Linked DNA regions of Homo sapiens: all the other regions are linked to region 2. Evidence: chromatin contacts called from ENCODE Hi-C data. All regions are on one chromosome and are shown on one strand. The core of a region is the stretch at or near the end of the contact, and the rest is flanking DNA. Distances in the headings are between cores, read along the strand shown.

What was found. A loop is a pair of places that touch in the nucleus more often than their neighbours do. Pooled maps may share reads with other maps.
Region 1: a loop to region 2 is called in a map with no recorded cell type, with 16 times the contacts of the local background. The contact joins the promoter of TMEM123 here to the promoter of PDGFDDN in region 2. A Hi-C loop is called at or near these places in 2 of 37 single-sample maps with no recorded cell type and 2 of 50 pooled maps.
Region 3: a loop to region 2 is called in a pooled map, with 7 times the contacts of the local background. The contact joins the enhancer-like site here to the promoter of PDGFDDN in region 2. A Hi-C loop is called at or near these places in 6 of 37 single-sample maps with no recorded cell type and 4 of 50 pooled maps.
Region 4: a map with no recorded cell type shows a loop between it and region 2 (9-fold over the local background). The contact joins the enhancer-like site here to the promoter of PDGFDDN in region 2. A Hi-C loop is called at or near these places in 3 of 37 single-sample maps with no recorded cell type and 3 of 50 pooled maps.

Annotation. Positions count from the first base shown.
Region 1 is chr11:102,450,667-102,456,795 of GRCh38, reverse strand. It overlaps TMEM123 (transmembrane protein 123), which reads left to right and starts at 4,031. Exons shown (of 5, transcript NM_052932.3): 1 at 4,031-4,272. The coding sequence starts at 4,173. TMEM123-DT (TMEM123 divergent transcript) reads right to left here and starts at 3,877. Exons shown (of 2, transcript NR_135053.1): 1 at 3,747-3,877. RefSeq lists enhancers at 3,668-3,777, 4,508-4,797, 4,978-5,027 and a silencer at 3,898-4,187.
Region 2 is chr11:103,902,953-103,908,511 of GRCh38, reverse strand. PDGFDDN (PDGFD downstream neighbor) reads left to right here and starts at 1,642. Exons shown (of 4, transcript XR_947960.3): 1 at 1,642-3,832. PDGFD (platelet derived growth factor D) reads left to right here. Exons shown (of 7, transcript NM_025208.5): 7 at 1-1,323. RefSeq lists enhancers at 3,782-3,951, 4,372-4,461.
Region 3 is chr11:102,557,290-102,562,729 of GRCh38, reverse strand. No RefSeq gene overlaps it. Among named protein-coding and RNA genes, the nearest start is that of MMP7, 29 kb to the right of the region's middle. Within about 2 kb of position 1,874, at least 13 of the 41 ENCODE cell types and tissues checked have a DNase peak (open chromatin) inside an H3K27ac peak, as active enhancers do.
Region 4 is chr11:102,472,960-102,478,585 of GRCh38, reverse strand. All of the region lies in intron 1 of LOC124902740 (a long non-coding RNA gene), which reads right to left. The region is part of intron 1 of LOC102723838 (a long non-coding RNA gene); the gene reads right to left. Among named protein-coding and RNA genes, the nearest start is that of TMEM123-DT, 23 kb to the right of the region's middle. RefSeq lists a silencer at 1,636-1,685. Within about 2 kb of position 4,090, at least 3 of the 41 ENCODE cell types and tissues checked have a DNase peak (open chromatin) inside an H3K27ac peak, as active enhancers do.

The DNA.
Region 1 (6,129 bases), core at 2,782-5,281, 1.5 Mb after region 2:
CTCTTGCTGATATAGCAGAAAAGGATTATATTGAAGATATTGGGTAGTTCTCAGGTGTGTTGGAAGGTGTAGAGATTCAGGACTGGGGCCATTCCTCTGGGAATAATGCACAAAACCACTGCAGAACTAGCCCAGCAAGAAAACTATCACCATTGCAGCTCTCTGTCAATACCACTATTACATCAGAAACTCCATGTTGCAACCACTGAGAAACTAACGTCACTGCTAGTGCTGCCAACTAAGGCAGCCGCCTGGCTATTAGGGCAATTCATACCAGCAAGGCAAGGAGCTCCATAATGAGCCACTTTCCTCTGGTTGCTTATACCTGAATTTAAGTTTGATATGGATGAGCCTGACTGGCAAAGCCTAGGTTATATTCTTGAACCCAGTTGTAATGGAGGCTGGGAAACTGAGTTCTAAATAAAAGAAAGTAGGCTGGGTGCGGTCGCTCACACCTGTAATCCCAACACTTTGAAAGGCCAAGGCAGGTGGATCACTTTACTTCAGGAGTTCAAAAACAGCCTGGCCAACATGGGAAACCCCATCTCTACTAAAAATACAAAAGTTAGCAAGGCATGGTGGCACATGCCTGTAGTCCCAGCTACTCAGGAGGCTGAGGCACGAGAATCGCGTGAACTTGGGAGGCGGAGGTTGCAGTGAGGTGACATTGTGCCCCTGCACTCCATCCCGGGCGACAGAGCAAGACTCTGTCTCAAAAAAAAAAAAAAAAAGGAAGTGATTCGTATGACATGAATCCAGTAGCAATATGCGATAGGCACTTGGCCAAAATATGCATTCACTTTTTTATTCTCATGGAACTTGTATTTTTGTAGGACAGACAAAAAATAAACACATAAATGAACATAATGATGGATAGCACTGGATGCCACAAAAAGAAACAGAGCTGTAAACTAGGGTATTCAAGAAGGGCTTTTCTCAGATGAGCAGTGTTGAAGGATGTGAGGAAGCAGCAAGTACAGAGGCTCCGGGATGGAAACTGACTTGACATTTCTAAAGTGCTGCAAGGAGGCTGGAGCTGAGAAGTGAAGGAGAGGGTAGAAAATGAGGTGGTAAGGGCAGCCATGGACCATGTCACGTAGGCCTTGCAGGCCATGGTTTCAGACTTTGTTAAGTGGCAAGGGAATGGCATAATCTGACATGTTTTAAAAGAATCACACTGGCTGCTATGTGGAGAATATTTTATAGAGAACAAGGTTAGAGACCCAGTTGATCAATGTATGAGCAGAGGGATCCAAGCACTAAAATCTGCCCAGATGGGTGGGGAGATGGGATATGAAGGGAATCTTGAGAGAGGAGTAGAAACTGCCTAAGAGAAAAGGTTAGAGGGCATCTTGGGCAAAGGGAAGAACAGGAGCAAGAACACAGGGGCGTGGAAGGCCCCAGCATATTTGGAAAACTTTGAGTGCTCTAGTGAGGTTACAGAGAGGGATCCAGACATGAGGCTGGAAAGGAGGAGAGACCTAAATGGCCAAGGGCTGTTCTTTTAACTTTTCACATCACCAAAGTAAAATGTTGGTACAGTGATGGGGGCTGAACCTGAGGCATAACTGGGGCTACAACTTCTCTGGGAGGCTAGTCCTCCCAATAGAGTTTCCAAGAGAGCAGGAAGGCCACACAGTTCCTTGCTCTTTCCCCTCTCCTCAGACTAGAAAAAACATGGGCAATCCACAGTACTGAGCTGTTAGTATCAAAGATGGGCACACCCACTCACTGTGGTGTGGCAATCAGATAGCAGAGATCTGAAGGTGTCTCCAACAGGTCAGTACCCGGGAAAAACTGTCCAAGTAAATAAATATCTTGTTCTCCACACTGTCTTAGTCCGTTTCTGCTGCTATAACACAAATACCTTAAATGGGATACTTTATCAACAAATTTATAAACAATAGAAATCTATTTGTCCCAGTTCTGGAGGCTGGGAAGTTGACAGAGCAAGGCCTCAACAGATTTGGTGTCTGGTGAGGGCCCTCTGCCTCACAGATGGCGTCTTCCTGCTGTGCCCTCACAGTACAGAAGGGTGAAACAAGTTCCCTCAGGCCTCCTTTACAAGGGCACTAATCCCATTCATTAGCAACCAAATCACCTCCGGAAAGCCTCACATCTTTTTTTTTTTCTCTTGAGACAAGTCTCACTCTGTCTCCCAGGCTGGAGTGCAGTGGCGTGATCTCGGCTCACTGTAACCTCCACCTCCCAGGTTCAAGCGATTCCTGTGCCTCAGCCTCCCAGCTACTCGGGAGCCTCCCGAGTAGCTGGGATTATAGGCACGTCCCACCACGCCCAGATAATTGTATTTTTAGTAGAGGCGGGGTTTCACCATGTTGGTCAGGCTGGTCTTCAACTCCTGACCTCAAACGATCTACCCTTCTCAGCCTCCCAAAGTGCTGGGATTACAGGCATGAGCCACTATGCCCACCCAAGTCCCACATCTTATTATCATCACCTTGAGGATTAGGTTTCAACACATGAATGTGGTGGGGATATAAACATCCAGACCTCTTATTCCACCCCAGATTCCCAGGCTATAAGTACACTGAGCCTTAAAGGAAGTATTAGCTGTGGGTTGGTGAAGAGAATTCCAGAAGGAAAGAACAACGTATGCAAATGCCAGGAACCAGAAAGCACCCTTCTCCATGGGCAACAGAACCAAGGCTGGAAAGACAGGTTGGGCCTAGATTGGGAAATGCTTGGATAATGGGGTAGTCACCAGAACGGTTTATTCCTAAACCAGATTCCCCAGTTAAATAGAATAACCAAAATCGAAATGTGCAATGCTTGCTTTTTGTCCATGATAAGCTGCAGGGGAAACATTTGCAGGTTGGCTGACTGAATCCACAGATGGAAGTCTCTGTAAATTTAGGACAGATTGTCTCAGTTAATCTCTAGGACCAGTCAGACCTCTGTAATGATGGATTTGCCTGACATGAGAAAGTTCTACCTCTCATAACACAGTTTTCAAAAGTTAACTGCAATGTGGCCTTTATGTGATGAAATCTGGCTCAGGTGCCAAAGATCTGCAACATTAAGACCTTTGCAGGTGGGGATTCACTGTGATTTTAGGTTCCTTGGATCCTTCAGTCTTCTACTTCAGCTGAGGGTTCCCACCCAAGCCAGGACTCAGCCTTTGTTATTCTCATGCATTAGCCACAGGTAGCTATGTCACTTCAGAGTTCTGAGCACGATGAAAATGCAGACTTTACAAGCACTTCAAGTCAAGACAAGTGATTAGCATTGGCTCCAAGGGTTTAAAAGGAACTCAGCCAAAAACTGTTCAAAACTGGCCATTTCATCTGAACTGGGACAGCAGGGCACAAGGAGAGAAAAGGCTGGTTGGATTAATGCAGCCCCCGCTTTCCATGGCTCTACTGTATTTCACTGAGAGTTGCTACCAACTCCTGCGCGCGCCCCCACCCGCCCACTCCACTAATCTCGTGTCTTAATCAGAGATACAGGGAACCCGTGGAGAAGATGAAGTACAACTGGGATAAGAAGATCGTAGGTGTTTTACGTTTGAATTTAAGCAACAAATCTGTCGAGCTGTTTTTCTCCACTTCCCCCTTAGGCTGGGTCACGCGAGGGGAAAGCTCCGACCGCCCAGGACTCCTTAGAGTGAATCCCATCCCCTCAAGTTCCTCTCCAGAATCTCCCCCTCCTCCCGCCTTTGCCCTGCAACTCCTCCCTCTCACTCTGAGTCGCACGCACCCCTGTCCCCTCCCTGCCCGCAAAACTACTCTTCAAAGGCTTCCTTCCGGGCACCGCGAAGCCAGCGTGCTCAGCATTCAGGGAGGCAGCGGCGCTCGCCTTCATCCAGGACAACAAAACTGCCATTTCCGAAGAGAAAGGAAACGGCTCGCGGTTTCTGGGGTTCCCAAGCGCGCGCCTGCGAGGGAGGCCGCGAGCCGAGTCGCCACGCCCAGAACCCCGAGCCCGCCCCCGCGCCACCCAGCCCGGCCCCGCCGCCCCGGCTGCGCACGCGACGCCCCCTCCAGGCCCCGCTCCTGCGCCCTATTTGGTCATTCGGGGGGCAAGCGGCGGGAGGGGAAACGTGCGCGGCCGAAGGGGAAGCGGAGCCGGCGCCGGCTGCGCAGAGGAGCCGCTCTCGCCGCCGCCACCTCGGCTGGGAGCCCACGAGGCTGCCGCATCCTGCCCTCGGAACAATGGGACTCGGCGCGCGAGGTGCTTGGGCCGCGCTGCTCCTGGGGACGCTGCAGGTGCTAGCGCTGCTGGGGGCCGCCCATGAAAGCGCAGCCATGGCGGGTAAGTGGCTGCGGGGGTCGTCAGCCCCGTTCGTGGGAGGCAGCGCGCTGCCGAGGCTTGGGTTCCCAAGTTGGGCTCTGGTACAGAAAGTTCCGCGTGTGTCTGGCCGAACGCTCGGGGCGGACCCAGAGGTGACCGGGCGGGGTGGGGGAAACTGAGGTTTGGACCAGTCACCCGCTGGCCCCGGGGCCGCCTGCTGAGGAAATTGCCTGGTGCTTCCCCTCTCGCTTTTTGGATGCGGCGGTCGCAGGCCGGGACGGGTGCGCATAACCTGTTGAGTTACCGCAAGTTGGTTTTTACAGCCTTTCCCTGAAGTTAATGTTTGCCGAGGTTAGAGTTTCTAAGGCTTCCGTTTGTAAACAAGATTAGCTGAGTTGAAAAATATGTCTACCTAGGCCCGCGGAAACGTCTCCCAGTTAGTCGGGGAGCTTTTCAAGCGTCCCCCAGGCATTTCAGCGTCTAATATTATGCAGTATTATCCAGATGAATTACAATCTTTAGGTCCCCCTGACGCTCGAAGTTAGACTTCGGGGCTCTTGGAGCTAGTTGGGAGCTTTTGGGGAGCGCGCCCCGCCCTCGCGGTAGTTGAGGCGGCCGCCCCCATGGCGGGGCGCTCTCCACCCCTCGTGTGCCATAAACACCCGGCCGAGGCGCGCGGCAGCTGCGCAGCGTTAAGGGCACAGCTGCACGGTCGCCGGTGGCCCTTGTCGTCGCTAGTAAGGTCGTAACAGGATGATGTTGACTTTGCTTTTCTGTGTAGGGCGGAATTTGTTTCGTTTTAGGCCCTTGGCCCTTTGGAGACTTCAAACAGCCCTTTTTGGATGAAACCAGGAAGTTGGGATTTGTTGTGTAAATACTGTTTTCCTTTGTCAACTGTTAGAGAAGTCAGGTCCCTAGGTAATGGTCAGTAAACTAGGATAAGTTAAGTAACCCAAGGTTTTCATGGTTTTAAGTTCTATCCATCCACTGTATATGTTAGCCTTAGGTTCGTTTTATCCAGCAAAAGAAAAAGGCAGTTTGTAAATCTGGAAGGTTCAGGCACAACACTTGCTTTTTCTGGAATAACCTGGGTGAATTAACAATTTTTCTTTGTTTTGCTGAAGTTTTTTTGTTTGCTTAATTGTGCGTGTGACAAACTGGCTTCGCAGACCTAATTTTGAGATCATTTAAGAAAAAAAGTGGTAAAATCATGTCCATCGTGTATCTTGGTCCTAATTTTATACCAATTATCTCATGAGGTGAGGTCTCCATTTTTAAAAATTTGTTGCTGTGTTTGTGAAGATAAGCCTTACTGTTTCAATGAATTACCGATTAGAGAAACTGTGAGTGACCATGCTTTTCTTTCTTTTGCCCTGATAACACAGATTTTTTTTGCCCTATTTTAGCACTGTTTGTTCTGTTTATTACTTAATGTCTTACTAGAGGTTAGTCCCATTTGCAAAACTTGAAATGCTCTACAGTAGGCGAGCCCTGAATTCATAAACTAGTATAACCAACCAGAGGTGGAATCTGTTTCTACAGACTATATAATGTCACCTTGCAACTAGACTAAAAGGTATACAATAGAAGATTTCTCAAAAAAGCTAGTAACTGTTAATCGTAGTCTTCATGTATAGTGTAATCTGTATACAATGTCATTACGAAGTATAGTGATTTTTAGCCATCATACTAAAACTCTTAATGGCTGATTTTTACTGGGTACATATTCTGTGCATCCCACGCTATGCTAATTTAGGTCCATAAATCATCCCATTGAATCCTCACAGTATCGTCCCCATTTTATAGATAAGTAAGCTAATTTATGGCAAGTAAAACAATTAATACATGTTTGGTTTCAGATCAAAATCCAAATTTTCA
Region 2 (5,559 bases), core at 393-2,892:
CTAATCGTATACTTGCTCACTGTTCTGATTTCCTGTTTCTGAACCAAGTAAAATCAGTCCTAGAGGCTATGGTTCTTAATCTATGGAGCTTGCTTTAAGAAGCCAGTTGTCAATTGTGGTAACACAAGTTTGGCCCTGCTGTCCTACTGTTTAATAGAAAACTGTTTTACATTGGTTAATGGTATTTAGAGTAATTTTTTCTCTCTGCCTCCTTTGTGTCTGTTTTAAAGGAGACTAACTCCAGGAGTAGGAAATGATTCATCATCCTCCAAAGCAAGAGGCTTAAGAGAGAAACACCGAAATTCAGATAGCTCAGGGACTGCTAACAGAGAACTACATTTTTCTTATTGCCTTGAAAGTTAAAAGGAAAGCAGATTTCTTCAGTGACTTTGTGGTCCTACTAACTACAACCAGTTTGGGTGACAGGGCTGGTAAAGTCCCAGTGTTAGATGAGTGACCTAAATATACTTAGATTTCTAAGTATGGTGCTCTCAGGTCCAAGTTCAACTATTCTTAAGCAGTGCAATTCTTCCCAGTTATTTGAGATGAAAGATCTCTGCTTATTGAAGATGTACCTTCTAAAACTTTCCTAAAAGTGTCTGATGTTTTTACTCAAGAGGGGAGTGGTAAAATTAAATACTCTATTGTTCAATTCTCTAAAATCCCAGAACACAATCAGAAATAGCTCAGGCAGACACTAATAATTAAGAACGCTCTTCCTCTTCATAACTGCTTTGCAAGTTTCCTGTGAAAACATCAGTTTCCTGTACCAAAGTCAAAATGAACGTTACATCACTCTAACCTGAACAGCTCACAATGTAGCTGTAAATATAAAAAATGAGAGTGTTCTACCCAGTTTTCAATAAACCTTCCAGGCTGCAATAACCAGCAAGGTTTTCAGTTAAAGCCCTATCTGCACTTTTTATTTATTAGCTGAAATGTAAGCAGGCATATTCACTCACTTTTCTTTGCCTTTCCTGAGAGTTTTATTAAAACTTCTCCCTTGGTTACCTGTTATCTTTTGCACTTCTAACATGTAGCCAATAAATCTATTTGATAGCCATCAAAGGAATAAAAAGCTGGCCGTACAAATTACATTTCAAAACAAACCCTAATAAATCCACATTTCCGCATGGCTCATTCACCTGGAATAATGCCTTTTATTGAATATGTTCTTATAGGGCAAAACACTTTCATAAGTAGAGTTTTTTATGTTTTTTGTCATATCGGTAACATGCAGCTTTTTCCTCTCATAGCATTTTCTATAGCGAATGTAATATGCCTCTTATCTTCATGAAAAATAAATATTGCTTTTGAACAAAACTACTCCATTATTTAGTACTCAATTGCAGTTTTAAAAGGTGTACACTGCTAAAAAAGAAAAAAAAAAAGAAAAGAAAACTTCCAGCTGGACGCGGGGGCTCAAGCCTGTAATCCTAGCACTTGGGGAGGCCGAGGGGGTGGATCACACGGAGATCGAGACCATCCTGGTCAACATGGCGAAACCCTGTCTCTACTAAAAATACAAAAATGAGCCAGGTGTGGTGGTGGGCGCCTTTAGTCCCAGCTACTCAGGAGATTGAGGCAGGAGAATCACTTGAACCGGGAGGCAGAGGTTGCAGTAAGCCGAGATCACGCCACTGCACTCCAGCCTGGGCTGCAGAACAAGACTCCTTTCAAAAAAAAAAAAAAGGAAAACTTTTTTTCACAAATGCATCAAACTGTTTGGAATGACAAGATTGAGTGATTTCTGAAGGCTTCATTTTATAATGCCCGAAAGAACAACACTTTGTTCCCCAATTACAGGCTTCTGTTCTGTCTTTGTCCTGCAGCTGCACAGTGGGGCAAGACTTGGGTTTGGTTTTGTTGCTGCTTTGTTGCTTCTTCATTTGACTGTTTCCCCATGAGTCTTATAATGAATTATGTTCTCCTCTGACATTGTTCCTCACCTAAGAAAATCCACAGCTGTCTCTTCCTTGAGGCCTGAAGTCAACAACATTACAACCTCATTTCCCTTTTATCCACCTCCTTTTCCCATCTGGGTGGACACCCCAGCCAACTAGTGATTCAGTGTTATCAGTTCAGACAGACCAGTTTAGGAGCTACACTCCTATATCATTTGCTTTGTAATTTGTGAAGAGGCACATAGCATAAAGAGAGCTCTTCTAGCTGCAATGCACATGCAAGAATTTTTGCTTTTGATTATAGCCTAATCTTTATATCATCCTGCTGGAGACAAAATAGCAGCTGCAGTGTTGAATGAAACTCTGCCATTTTAGTGGTTTTAGGTCATTTGGGGAATGGGAGTAAAGACCTGTATTCTGTGGCAAGAATTAATTTTACCATCAGAAATACTAGCTAGTGTGTGAGCATGGGAGAGGGATGGGGACAGGGTCGAATAATTCTGTGCCTAATAGCTAATTCAAGTAACTGGGGTTTTTAGGTAAAAAGTCATAATAGTAATATATATATGTATATATATGTGAATATATGTGTATATATGTATGTATATATGTTGCATTTTAATACAAAGACATTAAGAATTTTATTTCATTTCCTGAAATGTTCACATGTCCAGTTTTATTCTGAGAATAACTCAACAGATGTCTAAATTGTTGATACTCTCCTAGGTTCCTCATAGAATATTAAATTAAAATTCAATAGATTAGTATTCATGCCTGAAGTCCTAGGAAATATAATTTTGTTTATTGGCAGCCCTAGTCAAACATGCTAGAAGACAGAATATTTATAATTCACTGGTTTTATTGACATTCACTCAAATTCTGTTGTTTTTAAAGATCAAGTTAAAGACTACACAGACCTTCAAAACTTAGCATAGCACAACTGGGATATCTCTCAAATAAAATAGGCATCAACAAGGGATAAGCAACTAACCACTTAATGTAAGACTTTATGCTTGCTTTTCCAGTTATATTTCTGAATTTTGCAAACTAATTTGTGTCCTTTTTTTGAATAAATTTCATTTCTATAGAGATGTCTAAAAATTATTTAGCAGACTACATTAAAAGAGAGTGGAGCTAACTTCTTAACATAGGTTAATATACTCAGTGCAACAAGCTGTGGACCAAGAAATCTTCATTTTCTAGCAAAATCATTTGACTTTGTGATTATTTTAAACTGTTTATACTTATTGCCAGGTTTAGTGACCAGAAACCAAATGTTAAAATCATTCTTGGATTCAATTTACATTTTAAATAATACCTACAATACAAGTTCCCTTTTAAGAACTAAGGTCTCTAACCTGTTTCTGGTTGAGGTCATAGTATAAATTTCTCCTCTTCAGGCCTTCTAGTGTCTTTCTAGACTTTCCTTTCTCCCTGTGTCTCCCACAGGCTTCCTTTCTCACCTGCCTCTACTTGTCAGTCTTCAAATCAGAGAAAATCAGGATCAATATCTGCTTTGGGAAAGACAGGAGATAGATCAGTCGAGGAGATCAACTGCATGGTTACCCAAGTGAGCAATTAATAGGGTAAAATTCCCAACTGCTTTAAGAAATCACTGCTTTTTGAGAGTCAAACACATCAGGTGCATATTTTTCAGTACTGTCCACTTTGGTGCAAACTTCAGGATATGGTGGTAGATATTTGTTGACTTCTGTCAATAGAAATTTAGCCACAGTCAATATGGGGAAAATTGACTAAATTACATGTTTCATTCATTCATTCAACAGCAAATACATTAAAGCCCGCTATGTATCAGACATGCTTTGAGGCTTGAAACACAAGATTCACAACAGAGGATAAAACTAGAGAAAGATATTCTAGGTAAGATCAACAGGAAGAACAAAGGTCTCCCAGCAAAAATGCATAAGGTAAGTGTGGGCAGTTCAGAAAATATAAAGTGATCGAAAGGAAAGAAAAGGAAACTGTAGGCAAATGAATTTAGTCTTTTACATTTAGTAAAGGAAGCTCCATGAGGACCTCTGAGCACAGTGGGGGCTGTATGTGTCATAGAGCACCAGACAGAAAGTTAGAAGGTCTTGGTTGTAGTGACTAGCCTGCCACTTTCTAAACCTATGTTTCCTCATTTACACACTCAGATATGTAAGATGTTCTGGAGGTGTCTTCCGGCAGAACAATTCTGCAATTCTGCATTTTCGAAAATGGGTCTACAGAAAGAGTAGGGATTGGGCTATGAGTTATGAGGCTCCTTGAAGTTCTAGGGGTGAGACAATAAGGATAAAGCGAGACTTCAGAGACAGGAAGGGAAGTTTGCCCCTGTGGTTGTTCAGGCTGTGCACTACAAATCTCTAGGGGTTGCTATTTGCATGAACTAAGATGACAAGACAGGTTAAGAGGTTTCAAAGTTCTTTGTGGTTGGATGGGCTGGAGGTGCAGGCTTGGAGATCTCCTGTAGGAAGAAGTCATGTGAGTTCAAGAGAATTCTTGTGGGAAAACCAGGGAGGCAGGAAGGAGGGGTGAATTTTGCAAGCATGTCTCCAAGAAGAGGAGCCAGGTCTTGTAACATTGAAAGGGAGTCATTCTCAGGGTCAAAGCTGAAACCATAAGAAGATACACAGAACCTGAAAGACCTCCATAACCATTAAGAGGGAAGAAGACTAGTTTCTAAAGCTCATAAAAATGTGTTCTGAAAAGGTATTAAGTACTGACTGAGGGCTAAAGGTCCAGCCCTGTGCTAAATACAGCAGATTCACAGGAAAATAAAACAAACGTATTTCCTGCCTTTATCAAGCTAGAGAAGACATTACATGAGGCTAGAGAAGACTAGACACTAAACAAATAATTACATATGTAACCCAATACATTTGTGAAAAGCAAAAGCATAATGTGTGATGACAGTAAAAGGTGGAATCCAGATCAGAGGACAAGGAAGGGTTCTGTGAGAAGATGACATTAGAGCAGGAACAGAAAGTTGAATAAATGTTAGAAGCAAAGTGAAAGGAGAGTGTGACATTAAATGGTAGCAATAAAAATGAAAAAAAATCTAGCTATATTAAAGAAATAGTTTGAATCTTTAATTTATCAGAGTTGGGGATATATTAGACTGAGGCAAAAGAAGATAGAAGATAGCAAGGATTTTTCCAAGGCTTCTGGCATAACAAACTGTGCAGATAGAGGTGCCATTTATTGAGATGGGGGACATGCAAAGAGAAGGAGATTTAGGATAGATTAAGAATTCAGTGTGAGGTATTAATTCCAAGTGACATTTGATATATCCAATTGGAGATATTAAGTAGGCAGTTAGGTCTGTGGGTCTGGAGCTAAGAAGAAGGGTCTGAGACAGATGTAAATTTAGAAGTCAGCAATATACAGTGGTATTACAAAACACAGGAACAGTCCAGATACTTAGGGGAGGGTGAAAACTGAAAGGGGAAGAATCACAGGGCAATTGTGAGAATATAAAAATGTTCTAAGTGCCAGAGGAAGAAATTGTTGCAAAGAGTCTGGGTCAGTTTTATCGACTATGGCAGAGAAGGTATGAGAAACACCTACAGATTTATCTGCTCAGAAATACTCCTTTCTTTTATTTTTATTTTTATTATACTTTAAGTTTTAGGGTACATGTGCACAACGTGCA
Region 3 (5,440 bases), core at 625-3,124, 1.3 Mb after region 2:
TTCTGACAACTCTTAGTGCTTTTTTTTTGAGACGGAGGCTCACTCTGTCTCCCAGGCTGGAGTGCAGTGGCGTGATCTCAGCTCACTGCAACCTCTGTCTCCCAGGCAAGCAATTCTCCTGCTCAGCCTCCTGAGTAGCTGGGACTACAGGTATGTGCCACCATGCCCAGCTAACTTTTTTGTATTTTTAATAGAGACGGGGCTTCACCATGTTGGTCAGGCTTGTCTCGAACTCCTGACTTCAAATGATCTGCCCACCTCGGCCTCCCAAAGTGCTGGGATTACAGGCGTGAGCCACTGCGCCTGGCTCTGCTTTTTCTAATTACACCTCATGGAGATGCCCCCAAAGAAGAGGTAAGTATTTGACTACGTTCTGGATGTTAAACTCCTGAGTGGCAGGAACTTATTGCCCAGCATTTAATTGATGCTAAATACTCATTAGATGGGTGAATCAAATTATAAATCAGCGGAGAATCCATTCTTAGAAGATAAATGGTATAAATACACAATAAAGGGGAAATCATCATAATTTTTAAGGGAATTATGAAGAGTTAGGACTCTTATATTGGGCTTACATTGGAAAGATCCTGAAAATCAAGCTGAAAAACTGGAATTTATTCCATAAAAAAAATGTAGGTTACAAAATGCAGTTTTTCACTGGAGCTATAAGATAAAGGTGGTGTTTAAAATAATATTTTAAATTAATTAGTTCTCCTCAAGGTAACTGAAAGGAACAATTACTTACATACCTTGTGTGAATATAGTGGACTTTCATATCTAGAGGAGGAGGAGGAGGACAAGGGAGAAGAATCACAAGGAGCAGGAAGAGGGGGAAAGGAAGGCAAAAAGAAGAATAAGAAGACAAAGAATAAAGTCAGGAAAGAGAAGATGAGCAGCAGGGGCAGTAACAGTAACAGGAGAAAGAGAAAGAGGAGTGGAAGAAAGTAAGAAGGAGGAGAAGAAACAGCAAGTGACAAACCACATCCTTCTCTTAGGAAAACATTGTAAGTTTATTCAACAGACATAAAATTACTCTGAGAAATTGCTTACAAAAGTTTACAAATGCTTTCAAGTTCTGTAGAAATCTCATTACAGACAGGTAGTAAACAGTTTGCAGGCAGGCCTTGGCCCATGGACCACATTTTCGGTAACCCTGGGCCATAGGACACAGCCATTCAAAATAATGTGCCTTCATTTCAAACTTGTCATCATATGAACAATATTATTCAGCAGGTTTCCAAACTGAGGATGCTGTGACTAAAAGTTATCATCTGTAAAGTGTGTTAATATTCTATACACTAGTTTTGTGAAATATTTTAAAATACCACAGAGAAGGAAAAGAAGGAAGGAGGAAAAAATAAAATTGGCGATCCATTTCATAACTGCACCAAAAATTATTTGAATAGGGCTTTTTCATAAAATATCACAACCAAGTGTCAAAATTCCACTGAGGAGGGAATAAAAGAACACTAGGTTAAATTTACCAGGTGAGAATTTAGTGAGGTGCAGCAGTCCCCCTTTATTCACAAGGGTTGCATTTCAAGACTCCCAGTAGGTGCTTGCAGTGGGGGGATAGTACCAAATCCTATATATACTATTTTTTTCCAATATATACATACCTAGGATAAAGTTTAATTTATAAATTAGACACAGTAAGTGATTAACAATAATTAATATTAAAATAGAACAATTATAGCAATTTACTGTAATAAAAGTTATTTGAATGTGGTCTCTTTCTCTCTGTCTCTCTCTTTCAAAATATCTTATGTTCATAAAAATAACCTACTGCGGTTGACCGTAACTGAAACTGCAGAAAGTGAAACCACAAATATGAGGGAGCTACTTTATAAATAAGAATGTTCTTTACAACGAAAACTGTCAAGTACTTCAATGTAATAGCTGTCATGCCAAGAAACCCTGCCTAGTAGCCTAGCATCATGAGACTTAACCTTGCCTATTAGGAAGTCAGCCAATTTCTGCCTAAGATTTAATTATTCTTCTAACAGAACCCAAACTTCTAACACAACCCAAACTCCAAAACATGACCACGTGGCTAATCTGCCTATGGTGTGCCAAGAACTTCAAGGCAGTAAAGCTTAGGAATTTAAGTACCAGAGAACACGAAACCACAGACTATTAAAAAATATAGTACAGACAGTCCCCAAGTTAAAATCGGGTGTGTTTCAAAACTTTCTTCATTGGCTCTTCAGAACTCAGAATACTTTTCCCATAATGATGATATTATAAACTAACAAAAGGCTAATACATGCATATGTAAGAGAACTACTGTGTACTAGGAATGAAAAAGTATAGAAAATTGCCAAAGTATAAACTTTTTAATGTTCAAAAATATATTTATGAGAATACATAGTGAGCACATTTCAAATATTTAAACTTAATGAGGGAACCATTAGGATGGTAAAGGCTGTTTAAAGAAGTATATGCAAGACTGGTGTATCGAATTAGTAAAAGAAAAGATGCTAAAATAAGATTGCTAAATTAGATACTGGGTAGATTAACAGCTCACCAAAGTGGTATAAAAATTATTTTAAACTGAGAACATCTTAATCTACAATCACCAAAAAATAAAAATAAAACATTATCTACACTTATGCAGGTACTCCCAAAAATACACCTGCCTTTGACACTACCCACACCCCTTCACCCAGGGAGTTTCCTGTTTCAGAAAATACTGACACTCAGCACCAGGAAGTATGAATTTAGCTGCCTATTAGCATCAAAAAGCCAAATAGAGCCTTTCATACTTTCCTATTGATGCCCTAAACCTCCCCTCCATTTTTGCTAAATTGGAATACAAACCTTTATCTCTGGCTACTAAACAAGTTACTCATTACTGAGTACTTCTGTAGGCACAAAAACTTTTGTTCTGTTAATCTATTCTTAGTTAATCCAAAGGCCTAGACCATTCAAACCTAAGAGGGTTAGGGGAAAGTTTTCCTCCCAACAGAGCAAAACCGGCTAATGTCGTAAAGAGCTATAAAATCATAACCTCTGGATTATGTTTTCTACTGAAGGGGTTCAAAACATGCTACCCTCAAAATATGCCACTTGGCATATTGCTTATTTCAAGCTAAAGTAAATTAAGAAACAGCCAATGCAGAAAAAGCTCTTCACTTCCCCCTCACCTGTTTAAAATAATGTATAAACTTCCCCTTCTGTAAGGAAAATTTACATTTACAAAGAAAATTTCTATTAGTAAAGGTATCCATACCAGGAAGAGAACAACTCTAAGACAATTTTTATTGCCTGAGAGACTCTTATCCACATAAGAAGGTAAACTATATTCACCCTACATTTCCTCCTCTCACCTTCCCATCATTTGCCTCCACCACTCCCCAGAAGTTCCAAAGCCCTATTTTTTCCTATAGCTTATGCTGACATATGTCTCAGTTATCTGGGTACTTCCTTGAGTCTCATTTTTAGTGGGATTCCCACGCATATGTCCATAAATTAAAGTTATTTTTCTCCTACTAATGTTTTTTATGTCCATTTAATTCTTAGACCAGCCACAGAACATAGAAGGGTAGAAGGGAGCATTTTTTCCTCCCCTACACAATCACACAGAAATCAATTTCATCTCTACCAAATGAAAATTATTTTCAACTCTGTAATGATAGATGTTAATTCCTAGAATCTAGTCCTAATCAATAGTAAATAGTAATTTTAACAAAAGAAATGACAGGATTTTTAGGTGCTGCTTTCCAGGTGGAAATTTCTGCGGCCGGCAGCACTCCTGCCCCAGCTTCACTCCACTCAGGGCTCACTGCTAGACTTGCCCCACATACTCGGCCCAGCAGGCTGTGCTGTGCTCATGCTGCCAACCTGGATCTCACACCCATCAAGGGCAAGCCAGGAGCACCAGCTGCTACAGCAGTAGGGGGCAACTCCAGGGGCCACCTCTGTACAAGTCTGCAGCTGGACCAGGAATACTGCAAGTGGCCTCCACCTTGGGCACCAGCATCTGGATGAGAGGAACATGGTGGTGCCTGAAAAACTCAGAGACATCAGCAACCGTGGAACCCAAAGGGGGTGTTACAGCTCCAGCTTGGGGAGTCCTGAGGTCTGGGCTCCAGAAGGGTTGCCGCTCTTCTCTCCCATGGACCAGAGAATGGGAGCGTGTCAATGCCCACAGCTCAGTGAGCCAGCCAGGAACATGTTACAGTCTTTTTTGCACCAATCATTCAGCAGGTCCCAGGTTCTTGTCCTACGTTCGAGAAGAATGAGTTATGCAGCCAACCAGAGGGTGACCAAGGCAGAGAAGAGTTTTATCAAATGGCAGAAGAGCTCTCCACAGAGAGGGTTCCCAAAGTGAGTAGCCCCTACCCAAAGTTGGGTAGTCCCTCCATGTGGCTGAGTCTGGGGTTTTTATAGGCTCAGAATGGGGGAGATGTGGGCTGTAGGTACCCTTGGAAAAGGCAACATTTGATTGATTAAAAGGAAGTTTTCAGAAATAACCAATCAGAAAAGAGCGGGCACACAGAAATAGTTCTCGCTTAGGTTGTGGACTCTATCTGGAACCCGGAGCCAGGTTTTCAGGCTTCAGGCTGTTTTTGGCTTGAGGGTCAGGTTTCACTGCAGACCCACCCCTGTCTGCCTAGGAATATGTCTGCCTCCTGCTGTTATCAGTAACATCATTCTAAAGCATCAGATGTCCCTCAGGTCAGCTTATTAGACAATGCTTTTATATGAGTTTGAAAGGACACAACTATCTCTACGTTTTCTAAGTCTGGAATAGTTTTCCTTAATGATAAATTTCTAAACAGTAAAATTCATTGAAAAATTTTAAAATTTATCCTAATTTAGCATCTTTTAAAATGTAGATTATTTAAATAAGATGGTTGGGGCATCATTATTTTTATTGTTTTCCTAAGTTGGGCTTATTGAGGTACATATGGTAAATTTCACCCATTTTAAGTGTACAGTTATGAGTTTAGGAGGTCAGGTAACCAACACCACTATCAAGATGTAGAATGTTTCCATCACCCAGAAAAGTTCCTTTGTGCCCGTTTGTAGTCAATTCCCTCAGCTTTCTCTAGTCCGTGGTAACTACTGATCTGTTTTCTGTTCGTATATTTTCTCTTTTCCAGAATGTCACGTAAGTAGAATCAGTTCTCATCAATGCCAATTTTTGCATTTGTGCTTTAGCTTTGGTTAGTCTATTCATTCTGCAAACATAAACATATCAGAAATATGCATATGCATTACACAAATAGGCAGAAAACTAGAGGCAGCATTTTGGTTGTTGGGTTTTTGTTCTTGTTTTTGTTTTTGCTTGAGACAAGTCTCATTCTGTCGCTCAGGCTGCAGTGCAGTGGTGCGATCATAGCTCACTGCAACCTCTGCCTCCTTGGCTCAAGTGATGCTCCCACCTTAGTCTCCTGAGTAGCTATTACCACAGGTGCATGCCCCCACATCTGGC
Region 4 (5,626 bases), core at 2,841-5,340, 1.4 Mb after region 2:
CAACCAATCAACAATCTCCACACTTTGGCCTACTCCAAAATCCTTAAAAACCCTAACCCCAAAATCCTCAGGGAGGTGGATTTGAGGTTTCCTCTCATCTCCTCGTTTGGTGGCCCTACAATTAAACCTCTTTCTCTGCTGCCCCCAATATGTGTCTCCGCATATTGATTTGCTGTATACATTGGGCAATGAATCTATTAGAGTTACATGATGGGTGTTAAGAAGGCCTAAGGGTATTGCAGTGGCCTGATACATGGGCAATGAAATACGTTGCCCAGAAACTCCAATAGCTTGAATAGAAGCAGAGGTGACAGGGAGAGAGATCCTCTGAGCAGATGGTAGGGACAGTTGCACCAGTGGCAATTAAGTATTACAGTTCCCAGCTGGCCCTGTGGCCCATGTCTATAGTCTGAGGCTGAGACAGGAGGATTGCTTGAGCCCAGGAGTCCAGTCTGTGCAACATAGCTAGAGTTTGTCTCTTATAAAAAAAGAAAGAGAATTTCAGTTCCCAATCCTCTACTGTAAGTTTAATAGTGGGATCTAGGGGGTGACTGAAAATTAGCTGACCCCATCAATCGATGGGGTATTGTCCCACAGAAGAGAGAAAGCTGACCTTGTGAAGGTGCTGGGGTCTAGGGAGATTGTTATTTAAGCTTTCCTTTCTCATAAGTCTAGGACAGCTGTTTTTCCAATGCCCTTGTTTTTTACAATATCTGCAAACATCTGAAGACAAAGCTCTGTGGTTGGGGAGAAAGGTGAGTGGGTTTTGAGTTTTCCCTGGAGTTATGATTTTGTTTTTGTAAAGAATCAATTTTCAAAGCAAGTACTATTGACTTTAATCCGTTTTTCCTCTTATTTTCCTGCAAGTTATTTTTAAAGAATTGCATAGCTCCTTCTATAATAACATTCAGAGAATGACCTGTCCAGCCAATGACACTATTTTGGATTTGCCTCTTTGTATCAGGGTGATTTCTAACCAAGGCAGAATTTAAAAATTGTTCATGTCCTAGGGCTTCAGAATTTAATGCAGTGAACCTTTCAAAAGTTTGTATAAATCATTCCATATAGGCCTTAAGATGTTCCCCTTTCTTCTGAGTACATAATTCAACCCTAGACCACTTCACCTTAGAGGAAAAGGCCTCTAATATTGTCCCTATCAGGCCCCATAACTCAGCCATTTCCTGGTCAATTGTAGGAGGACCTGGGAGAAGTTCTGGCCACTTATTCCCTCTAGAGGTAAGACATTCATTTGGGGGCTTTCTGGAATGTCTGATAACCACAGTATAATCATGGGTGTAAAGAACACCCCTTAGTAGCCAGTGGAGGTTCCTATGAATGGGGTTATAAATGGCCACTAATCTTTCTAACTCCTCTCTAAATTTGATAGGCTCTTTCAAAAGTGGAGACAAAAGGGCTTTGTAATTTAGAAGATCTGTTTCTGTCCAAGGGACATGAATTCTTTGCAGTAGGGATCCAGGATATATTCACAGGAGGCATTGTATAGGAAGGTCTGTGGCTGAGGAGTCTGATTACAGAACACCAGGAAGTAGGAGGAGTTGTAAGGTACAGCAAAGCAAGACTAGCTGCACGTACCAGGGCCTGTGCCAGGTTTATTTTCTGGCTGTCAGCATTGACACAAGTGACCTGTATACTCTGAGCCTAGAGATCAGGCTGGAGTGCTCTCTGAAAATTTTGCAAGGAAAGGAAAGATAAAGCAGGCAGTTGATGTTTAAAGGATTTTCTAGGGAAGCTGGAGTTTTAGAACTTACATAAAAATTTGTGGAGGAGGTGGGACTGGATTTGGAGGAGAGTTTAAGCCAGTGGCCCAGAGATCAAAAGATCTTCTGGAGGATCAGGGACTGGAAGTTGGAGATAAAGGGGTATATAGGAACTGAAATTGTCTCCTTGCAAGTTTCACCCATTGTTCTTGGAATACATGTTTGCCTTCTTCACATGAGAGATTCCATATTTTTCAGAGAAAAAGATCTCATACTTCTCCCACCCTGAACCACTTTTCCAAGCTCCGTTCCTCCAATTCTTACTAACATGTTCCTAGACCTTTCACCATCTCCTTACATGCCCTGTTCTCAACATCCTTCTGATATTGAACAAAATATTCAAGAAGAGCTGTGAAACAGATGAGTACAACATAATTGAAACTGATAGCCTTAGGCCTATTCTAACAGTGTAAACATTTCAGAGCTCAGGGAATCCCTAAAGATGATCTAGTCTAAGCCCTTTACTTCACAAATGAAGAAACTGAAGTTAATTACTCATCAGAGCAAGGCACAAGACAGGCTCCTGGTCCAGTAGATAGTCAGGAGTGGACCCAAGCCTGGAATTTCAAGTTAATTATCTTATTCTATTTGAATTCTTATTCTGATGCAACACGGAAAACCCCCTGTTAGATCTGCAAGATCTAGCTCCCTGCCAAAGACTATTTATTCTCTCTAAAGAGATGATGAAATTATTTTAGAAAGAGGGCCAAATGTCCTATTTGAGAGGAATAATTTATAGTCATTTTATCTGTTTCTCATGAATTATCAGCTTCTTGGTAGCCTTTTAAAGAAAGGGTTAATAAAATAGTTTACAACTTGTTAAAAGAGCTATAGAAAATTATATTAAGTTCTTATATAAACTCTTTGTATGATACTTAAATTTTTTAGGTCAAACATAAACTGAATCTCAGTAAAAATTATAAGACAGAGGCAATTCAGCTTAAACCATAAGTGGTCCATGTCATACATCTTTTATCTCCTATAGAGAGAAAAATAAACTTAAGACTAATTTTTTAGAACAAGAAAGGATAACCCATTTGCATCCCTATTTATCACTTCCTTTCACTGTGTTCACTTTTTTCAGGAAAAAGTAAACCAAATCAAGTAGAAAATGTCAAATTTTTAGTGAAGACATTTAAACACTTCAAAAGGGTGAGCAGTTACATTCCTTTTAAAGAATTCTATCTTAATATTGATGAGAGAATAGTTAAAAAAGGATCATAAGGCCTCCTTTGCATGTAATATGTATAACGTATAGTGAGACAATTTGTAAATAATCTAGTGAAAAACTGGTTTTACTAATCTGTTTCCCTAAAATAAATCTGCCTATTTGTAATTGAGAACTTCCTGGAAAATGAACAATAAACACATAAAAGTTTTACTTTTATGTGCATTACAAACTTCGGCTGTCAACAATTTGCACAAATTATTTTGGGAAGAATCTTCTTATATACTCTTCCCTCTGAAAGACTGGTAATTTAAAATAGGAAAATGCACAATCATACAGTGTTAGAATTGCATTAGAGAGTCACATAGAGACCACTCTAGATTTTTTTTTTTTTTTTTGAGATGGAGTCTCACTCTTGTGGCCCAGGCTGGAGTGCAGTGGTGCAATCTCGGCTCACTGCAACCTCCGCCTCCTGGGTTCAAGCAATTCTCCTGCCTCAGCCTCCCGAGTAGCTGGGATTACAGGCATGCGCCACCATGCCCGGCTAATTTTTGTGGTTTTAGTAGGGATAGGGTTTCACCATGTTGGCCAGGCTGGTCTCGAACTCCTGACCTCAGATGATCCACCCGCTTCGGCCTCCCAGTGTGTTAGGATTACAGGCATGAGCCACTGCAGCTGGCCCACTCTAGATTTTTATCTTGAGAATTGCAGATAACCCTATTGGGTCAGTTTTCTTACACTGTAATCATCCTCACTTTTGATACTTCCATCTACTTCAGTGGTTTTCAAAGTGTGGTCTGGTAGCATAGACAACACCTGAGGACTGGTTAGAAATGCAAATTTTCAAGTCTCACATTAGACCTACTGAATCAGAAACTCTGGCGGAGGGGGCAGCCCCCATATTTTCATAGGTCTGCCAGGAGATTCTGATGCATGTCAAAGTTTGAGGATCAATGCTAGTCCTCTATAGCAATCCACCACATTTTGTTCCTTTATCCTTCCAAAGTTTTTACCCTTACAGGAACTATATCACCCCATAGAGATAAGAAAGGAAAAAGCAGCCCCTGACAACTGAAAGCTGGCCTGGCACTCATATTTAGGCCTTGGTGTGGAACATAAACAGTTTCACTGAACATTAACGTCAGACCAGAGCACTCTGTGATCATGACAAAAACAAGAGCACTCCATCACGATGTCTGAACAGAAAAACAAACATGTCCAAACCACAAAAATAACCAAAATATCCCCCATCCTAGCTAATATGAGAGGATCTTGCCTCTGCCAATTAAAGTTTTAGACTCAGTTTATTCCTGCCCCCTTCAATAAGATTTGTTAAAATACCCAGTCATAAAATTGCCTCTACTCCCTTGATAGCAACCAATCCTGGCAAAGCTCCACTTCTCAGTATCACCTAATACAAGCCCAAATCCTAAAATAAGCCTTTCTCACTCGCTTCTACTAAGATGTCCCAGGATGTGCAATCTGCCTTGCTATAAACGTAACCACCTAATGGGCTTGTTACAGTAGGTAACTAGTCAGACATGAGCAGGGCAGCAGAGGACCCCCCACCCCCAACACCACCGGGAATATCAGGCAACCATCAGGTGATGGTCAGGTGGTTGTTAACCATCTCTCTAAAATGATAATTGGTCACAGCCAGTGCCAGGGGAAAGGCAGTTCCCCAATAGGTAGAAAAAAATCTGAAACTGGTGATCAGCAACTTTCCAATAAGATCTTAGGAACTGAGCAAATGGGTCCAAGCATGTGAACTAAGAGGCAAAATGGTGGAGCTTAACTGCTATAGGACCTTCCTCTAGGAACACTCTACTGGTAAGGGAAGAACGACTTAAGTGAGCATGCGTGCAACTCCAGTAAACACACTGTGTATGCAGCCTCTCCCAAGCACTGGCAGGGCACTGCGCATGTGGAGAGCACGCCCCAAGGTAAGAATCAGGGCAGAAGTAATGCAAGGCCCTGGAAGTATGCCAACATATAAAAGCAAGTCAAAAGGTCAAACCCTGCACTTGATCTTGAAACCGCCTTTGCAAAATTATGACTGAGCCAGTGAAAGAGATCTAACTTAACAGACTCCATCTTGCTTCTAACCTCCAAACCGTCCTTGTTCATTCCTGGGCATGGACTGAACTAACTATGAGAGAAACTTAGTTTATAGTTTATAGTTTAAACAAAGACAGTAACAGCCCTTTCCTAAAGCGGACCTCCTTCTTGCCTGGGGACTAGACTGCCTTTGTAGGACTAATATTAGCCACAAGATTATAAATTATGGTTTAGGAGTCATGCAGCTGGAGGCTACAACATTCTGACCCTCCCTAAACTGCTCCTAAGATCCGTGCTTGAGATGTTTTGCAGACCCTGCACTTGATGGATCAGCTGGCACCACCCAGATCAATAAACTGGCTCATCTGATCTTGTGGTCCCCACCCAGGAATGGACTTAGTACAAGAAGATGGCTTCGACTCCCTATTATTTTCCATCTCTGACCAATCAGCACTCCTGGCTCACTGGCTTCCCCCCATCCACCAAATTATCCTTAAAAACTCTGCTCCCCCAGTGCTCCGAGGGACTGATTTGAGTAATAATAAAACTCTGGTCTTGGCCGGGTGCGGTGGCTCATGCCTGTAATCCCAGCACTTTGAGAGGTCGAGGCAGGAAGATCATC